2 separate regions of the Homo sapiens genome follow, and region 2 is linked to region 1. Evidence: chromatin contacts called from ENCODE Hi-C or POLR2A ChIA-PET data. All regions are on one chromosome and are shown on one strand. Each heading gives the region's core, a stretch centred on a gene start or an enhancer-like site at or near the end of the contact. The rest is flanking DNA. Distances are from core to core; before and after follow the strand shown. Region 1 has its middle 59 kb from the start of BDKRB2. Region 2 overlaps BDKRB2 (bradykinin receptor B2).

Region 1 (3,626 bases), core at 499-2,998:
CCCTGGCCTTGCTAGAGATTTAGACCTCCAAATACAAGAAGCTCAAAGAACACCTGGAAAATTCATCATAGAAAGATAATCACCTAGGCACATAGTCATCAGGTTATCTAAAGTCAAGATGAAGGAAAGAATCTTAAGAGCTTTGAGACAAAAGCATCAGATAATCTATAGGAAAACATATCAGATTAACAACAGACTTCTCAGCAGAAACCTTATAAGCCAGAAGGGATGGAGGTCCCATCTTCAACCTCCTGAAACAAAATAATTGTGTGTCAAGGATTTTGTATCCAGTGAAACTAAGCTTTATAAATGAAGGAGAGATAGTCTTTTTCAGACAAACAAATGCTGAGAGAATTTGCCCAACTAAGCCAGCACTATAAGAAATGCTAAAAGGAGTTCTAAATCTTGAAACAAAACCTTGACATACACCAAAATAGAACCTACTTAAAGCATAAATCTCACAGGGCCTATAAAACAATAATACAATGGAAATAACCACAAGGTATTAAGGCAACAACTAACATAATGGATAGAACAGTACCTCACATCTCAATACTAACATTGAATGTAAATGGCCTAAATGCTCCACTTAAAAGGTATGGAATGGCTGAAGGGATAAAAATCCACCAACCAAGTATCTGCTGTCTTCAAGATACTCACCCAACACATAAGGACTCACATAAGCTTAAGGGGTGACAAAAGATATTCCACGCAAATAGAAGCCAAAAGAGAGTAGAAGTAGCTATTCCTATATCAGACAAAACTGACTTTTAAGCAGCAACAGTGAAAAAAGACAAAGAAGGACATTGTATAATGATAAAAGGAATAGTCCAACAGGAAAATATCACAGGCATATATATATATATATATATATATATATATATACATATATATATACACACACATACACATATATGTATATGTAGCTATACACATATACATATATATTTTGTAGCTATACGTGTGTGTGTGTGTGTGTGTGTGTGTGTGTGTGTGTATATGTAAAACACCAGAACTCCCAAATTCATAAAACAATTACTACTGGACCTAAGAAATGAGATAGATGGCAACATAATAATGTGGGAGACTTCAATACTTCACTGACAGCACTAGACAGGTCATTAAGACAGAAAGTCAACAAAGTAAATGTTTAAAATGCAAAACGAAATTACCTAGATGGTAAAACTGGCCTGAAGGCACATTTCTTTCTCAACATTGTAAAGGGCTCACATGTTCTGGGGTCACCGGGAAGGGTAAGCATTCTCTCAAATATATTTTTTCAGATTTAGTGGATGTGTTTGCTTGAGTTGCTGCATGCTGGGGGACATGTGAGGTCAGACTTAACTCTTACTTGCGTCTTTGAGTTCTTGGTGGTGTTTTGCCCTTGTTGAGTTCCTGTAGTTGTACACCACAGGATGCAGGGTAGGGGTGGCCTGGGAGTTTTTACCTCTGTTTTGGAAGTTAATTCTACCCTGTTTGTTAAACACTTTCCACTTCCACACACTGAGTGACTGGGCGGGGAAGGTCTTGAGGAATGAGCTAAGACCAATTTCATCCACCGCCAATTCATGCCCTGCTCCAGAGGGAGCTGGCTGGCTGTGCTTTCTCATTCTTGGCAGGGGAACACAGTCATGTTTGTCCTGCAATGCCAGGGGAGCCCCAGGCCTAGAACAATGGTGAGTGATTTATTTGGTAAAGTGTATTTGAGTTCCAGAGTGTTGCTAAGCATGTTAAATAGCTGTTATCTTTGCTCAGTCCCAGCCAGTAGTTTCTGGATGCATCCAGGAGGAATTCCACATAGTTTACATGACTTTTCAAGGAGCTAGTTTAGCTTTCCTTTCAGTCTTCCTAACTCTGGGATGATGGTCACTGTGCTTCCCAACCTTTTAGCTGTGGGCAATCAATGTTATGTAAACTAAAAGATTACATTTAACGATTCAAAAGATCAAAAATTTAAAAGATTAATCACAGATGAGCCCTAACCCCCTCAATATCAGAATCATATTTCTGTATGTTCTAATACAACATGTGGATGTCATATCTAAACATCTAAATTGGTGAGATGTCCTATCTGAATGTACCACAGGGCATGGGGCCGCCTTTAGGGAGGACTCTTTTATTCTCTGTGGCAAAATATTACTCCAAATCCCAGCACCCACTTTCTAGTCCATACCATGGCTATGAAAATAATCACGAACTAAACAAATTCTTCCCTTGGAGAATGAGGTTTCAGTAAATTCCAAAGAGTCAGGAAGCATTTGTTTCTCCAACATGAATCATACACAGGCCAGAAGTTGATTTTATACCCTGTCAAACTCGGGAATAAATTTTGTGTGTTTCTTGTAAAACGAAACTGTGCTCGTAATTCATATGTTATTTTGTAGCTTTCTGTTTGCAATTACAGTATGTCATAAGCATTTTCATATCTCACTAAATATCATTTTTAATGGTTGCAGAGTAATCCTTTGAATTTGGTACCATAATTGATTTATCCAAAGCATTATTATTGGATGTTTGGAATAACTATGTCTTAATACAACTTATTAATTCATTTTCTCAACATTCAAGAAGCATCCACCATGTGCCAGGTCTTCAGGGATAAGTAAGATAGCCCTGTCCCTTAAGGAGCTCTCAGTCCAGGGGGAGGTCCTTGTGATCCACTGTGTTAGAGTGAGTAGAACCCACAGGCCAGACTTATTTAATAAGGGGCTACTCTCCCTAAAACCTGCCGCCCTCTCTCTAACCCCAAAGTGCTCAGAATCTGAGCTGTACCTGTGGGAGCAGGGGGTCTCATGTTTGGCCAGAGGCTAGTAGTTTCCTCTTCTTTGCTACCTTCTTCTAGGGTAGTGATTCTCAGCTCCTCTCCATGCTGGTAGCAGCTGATAGATTTAAAAAATACCAATGCCATGGCTGATCAATTATCACCAAGAATGGAGTCTGAGCAGTGCTGTGCTGGTAAATATTTAATAATCAGTAATCCACAAAAAGTATGCGTAATTATACATGTACATAAGTTTGTTATATATCTAGCGATACAAAGAATGTGTAGGACACAATTGACAAATAATTAAAAATATGCAGGACTCTAATGTAAATTCCGTAATAATAATAGATTCTTTTATGTTGTTATTTATTTATTTTAACTTTTATTTTAGGTTCGGGGTACATGTACAGGTTTGTTATATGGTAAATTGCATGTCATGGGAGGTTGGGGTACAGGTTATTTTATCACCCAGATAATTAACATAGTACCTGGCAGGTAGTTTTTCCTCTTCCTCCTCTCACCTCCACCCTCAAGTAAGCCCTAATGTTTGTTACTTCTTTCTCTGTGTCCATGTGAACTCAATGTTTAGCTCCCACTTGTATGTGAGAACATGCGATATTTGGTTTTCTGTTCCTGCCTTAGTTTGCTTAGGATAATGGCCTCCAGCTCCATCCATGTTGTTGCAAAGTACATGATGTCATTCTTTTTTATGACTGCATAGTATTCTGTGGTATATGTGTACTACATTTTCTTTATCCAGTATACTGTCGAGGGGCACTTAGGTTGATTTCATGTGTTTGCTATTGTGAAAAGTGCTGCAACGAGCATAAACGTGCATGGGTCTTTATGGCAGAATGATTTC
Region 2 (3,626 bases), core at 416-2,915, 80 kb before region 1:
CCCCAGGGGGTTGGAACTACACAAGTCTTGTGGTTTCATGACTGAGGCCCACTCCCTATCAGAAGCCCAGCTCCCACTCTTTACCTTGGACAAGTGGCTTAACTCCTCAGGGCCTCAGTTTCTTCATGTGTCAAATGGGGATAATAATAGCACCTACTTTGTGGGGTTAATGTGAGCACAAAGTACATTAATGATTGCAAAGCCCTTAAACAATACTTCACATGCTTCAAACACTCCAGAAATGCCAGTGTTTCCTTTCCCTTTGTGTGACATCCGGTTTCCATCACAATTTTATTGGAGGAAAGACTCCTGGTAGTTAAGAAGAAAATGCCCAACCTCCCCCAGCCTGTCTTTTGCAGAAGGGAAAACTGAGGCCTCGAGAGGTGAAACGATGTCTACAGCCACACGGCAAGGCAATGCCAGCCTGGAGCAAGAGCCCGGGCTTTGCCTGTCTCTTGCTGGAGTGGCTTTTAGGGGTTTGACCCAGGTTAGAGGGACTCAGGTTCTGGGGCCAGGGCTGTAGCCCTCTCGGACACTGCCCGAGGGGCTTTCTGACTTGAGCATAGGGTTATTAGACTGGACATATTCCTCCCTCCATCTTTCTTCCGCCGTTGGAATTCTTGCCAAATTAACCTTACAGAATCCTGGAGTATTAGTGTGGGAAGGGCTCTTGGAAATTATTTCATCAGAATCCCTCATGCTACAGAGATGGGCATGGAGGCCCAGAGACAGAGGGTGGGCATTCTACCAGGACACACAGCCAGTTTGGCTGAACCTAGTTCCTAGGATCTTGGTATTCAGCCACTTTGTAATTTTTTTTTTTTTTGAGACCAAGTCTCACTTTTGTTGCCCAGGCTGGAGTGCAATGGCACGATCTCGGCTCACTGCAACCTCTGCCTCCCAGGTTCAAGCAATTCTCCTGCCTCAGCCTCCCAGGTAGCTGGGATTACAGGCATGCACCACTACGCCCAGCTAATTTTGTATTTTTAGTAGAGACGGGGGTTTCTCCATGTTGGTCAGGCTGGTCTCGAACTCCCGACCTCAGGTAATCCGCCCGCCTCAGCCTCCCAAAGTGCTGGGATTACAGGCTTGAGTCACCGCACCTGGCCTGCCACTTTGCTTTTTAAAATCGTCCTACAGTGCTCCATTGCAGGTGGAAGACACAGCAGTGTGCTAACATTGTCTGATTGTCAAAACCAAGACCTCATACCCCAGGCCGAGGCAGAGGGGTAGTGGGGGTGGAGAGTGGGGAGCTTACATCAAACCTTAAGAGCAATGGCCTTTGCATGGTGGTCATGATGTCCTCATTCCACTTTCCTGCATGCCATTCATGTATACCAGGAAAAAATAGAAACCCTCACCAGAGAGCAAAACCAAAAACCACATAGAAAGGAAGGCTGCAGGTCTGGAAGAGGGTGTGTTTCCCAGAAAAGCAATTCCTAAGGAACAGCTCAGGCTGGGAAGTGAGCCGTAGCTGGGTGTGTCCAGGAAGGCTGTTTCTCCCGCAGCCTCTCCAGCCCCCTGGTGGTCTCCGGTGTCCTGGGGATGGCACAGGCCCTGCTAGGGTGGGAGTGGAGGGTGGTGGGCGGGGTCTCTGCCTAACCAGTTACTGGCCCTGCTCCTCCACCACGTGCAAACCTGGGCTGTGACCTTCTTCCCACCCAGCTGGGTATACAAAACAAGGAGGAGGAGACACAGTAAACAGAGAACCCTAACTGGTAGGTCACAGAGAAAAAGGAATCCTGAACTGGTTTGGGCCCTGCCCAGCAAGCAGGCCAGAGGAGCCGGGGAGAGCACTGAGCTGGGACAGGTGGAGTTTTATCCCTATCTGCACAGGGTAGTATCTGGGGTCTAAGGGCTTCCCACAACATATCCTAGGTGCTGAAGGGACCTATACTATTGCCCTTTCAGCTCCTGGGAGTCGCTTTCCTGCCCCTTTCATCCGTTCCTTCCTTCATTTTACTCTGCTTAGTGTGACATGGCAGCACAGGCACACACATGGTGGGCAGGGCCAAAAAAAAAATTAGGATATCAAGCGACATCTTAGTGCCACCCTACAAGGGCCACCTCCAATCTCACCTCCTCTAAGAAGCCTTCCCTGATTTCTCAGCCAGCCAAGATCCCTAGTCTGAGACTCTATAGCAAAGAGGTGGAAGGAATATTGTCTAAGGGTCGTAGGCCCAGGACCAGGTGTGCCCTTGGGTAAATGCCTCGGCATCTCTGAGCTTTAATTTCCTCATTGGGAGAATGAGGGGATGTAACAGATGATTCTGGAGACCTTTGTACAACCGTAATGTCTTTAAAGAGGGGGATGCAGTGAACTCCCCATCCTGAGAGGCATGCAAGCAGAGGCAATGGGATCAGCACACTGAGTCTGCAGAGGTTCAGCTCCTCACCCATTGGCATCCAACGGCTCTTCTGGAGATGGGAGGAACAAATCTGTCTTAGCAAGTTCCCCTTCACTGGGTGTGGCACAAAGGAGGCTGCTCCCTGCCTTGCTCCCTGTGGCTTCTGAAGATCCTGGGTCCTGGCCCTGACCTGTCAGTCCTGCTCACAGTCTCGCCCATCTCAAAGCCTCACCCTAGCCATGTGACCTTTGTCTTCTATCCAATTCCGCTCAGGAGGTGGAGCCCCTTGGAATTGAGGGAGTCAACCTTCAGAATTCCAGAGTTCCTGGTTCTGCCAATGTTACGCCTTTTCTAGAAAGGAGCAGGAGAGAAGCATGTTCCTTAGAGCTGATCTGCAGGGAAACGGGCCCAGAATCTCTCAGGACTGGAGAAGCAGAGAAGACAGGAAATGTTGAGCCCTGAGCCCGAGGCAAGAACATTCAGGTCATGCCTGAACTCAGAAGTCAGATGAACTCGGGACATGTCTTGGCTTTGCCTCCACTGACTGGAAGACCTAGGGCAGGTGACTTAACCTCTTGGTAAATAAGGATAACCTCCCTGGAACAAGGCACTGGGAGCACCGTGACAATGTGCAAAGTGCCTGCAACATATCTTCATTTCATTTATATTGTTTCCATATTTTTAAGCACATTACAGAGAAACCCCTGCAATGTAGGGACTAATATTATCATCCCCATTTTGCAGACGAGCAAACAGAGGCACAGCTAGCAAGACTAGAGTTGAGATTTGAACATAAGCAGTCTGGGCCAGAACCTCAGGTGGAGATGATGGTTCTTTTTTTTGCTTTTTAACTTTTTATTATGGAAAATTTGGAATATACCCACAAGTAGATAGACTAGCATAATGAAACTCCACATACTTCACCCAGCTTCAGTAATTACCAACTCGCAGCCAATCTTTTTCTCTATGCCCAAACCTACCTTACCCCTCCTGTAATATTTGCAGTAAATCCTGCATGTCTGTCATTTCATCTGTAAATATTTCACTATTCTTCTCTAAAAGCTAAGGACTCTTATTTCAGAAAGCATAACTAGACAACCATTATCACATCTCGAAGAAACTGACAATAATTCCTAAATGGCATCAACTATCCAGGAAGTATTACAACTTTCAATCATATGAATTTCACGCTACTTTCTTCACAGCTGGTTTTCTTGAATCAGAATGCAAATGACTTTACACATTGGGTTGTTTGATAGGTCTCTTAAGTTTCTTTTC

The links. A loop is a pair of places that touch in the nucleus more often than their neighbours do. ChIA-PET counts read pairs that join two places held with the same protein, here RNA polymerase II (POLR2A).
Region 2: a loop to region 1 is called in a map of DLD1, with 3 times the contacts of the local background. The contact joins two enhancer-like sites. A Hi-C loop is called at or near these places in 1 of 168 maps with a recorded cell type or tissue (DLD1). POLR2A ChIA-PET finds 5 or more read pairs at or near these places in 2 of 52 experiments (AG04450 and CD8-positive, alpha-beta T cell).

Annotation. Positions count from the first base shown.
Region 1 is chr14:96,144,318-96,147,943 of GRCh38, reverse strand. No RefSeq gene overlaps it. Among named protein-coding and RNA genes, the nearest start is that of BDKRB2, 59 kb to the left of the region's middle. Within about 2 kb of position 1,748, at least 7 of the 41 ENCODE cell types and tissues checked have a DNase peak (open chromatin) inside an H3K27ac peak, as active enhancers do.
Region 2 is chr14:96,223,855-96,227,480 of GRCh38, reverse strand. All of the region lies in intron 1 of BDKRB2 (bradykinin receptor B2), which reads right to left. Among named protein-coding and RNA genes, the nearest start is that of BDKRB2, 21 kb to the right of the region's middle. Within about 2 kb of position 1,665, at least 9 of the 41 ENCODE cell types and tissues checked have a DNase peak (open chromatin) inside an H3K27ac peak, as active enhancers do.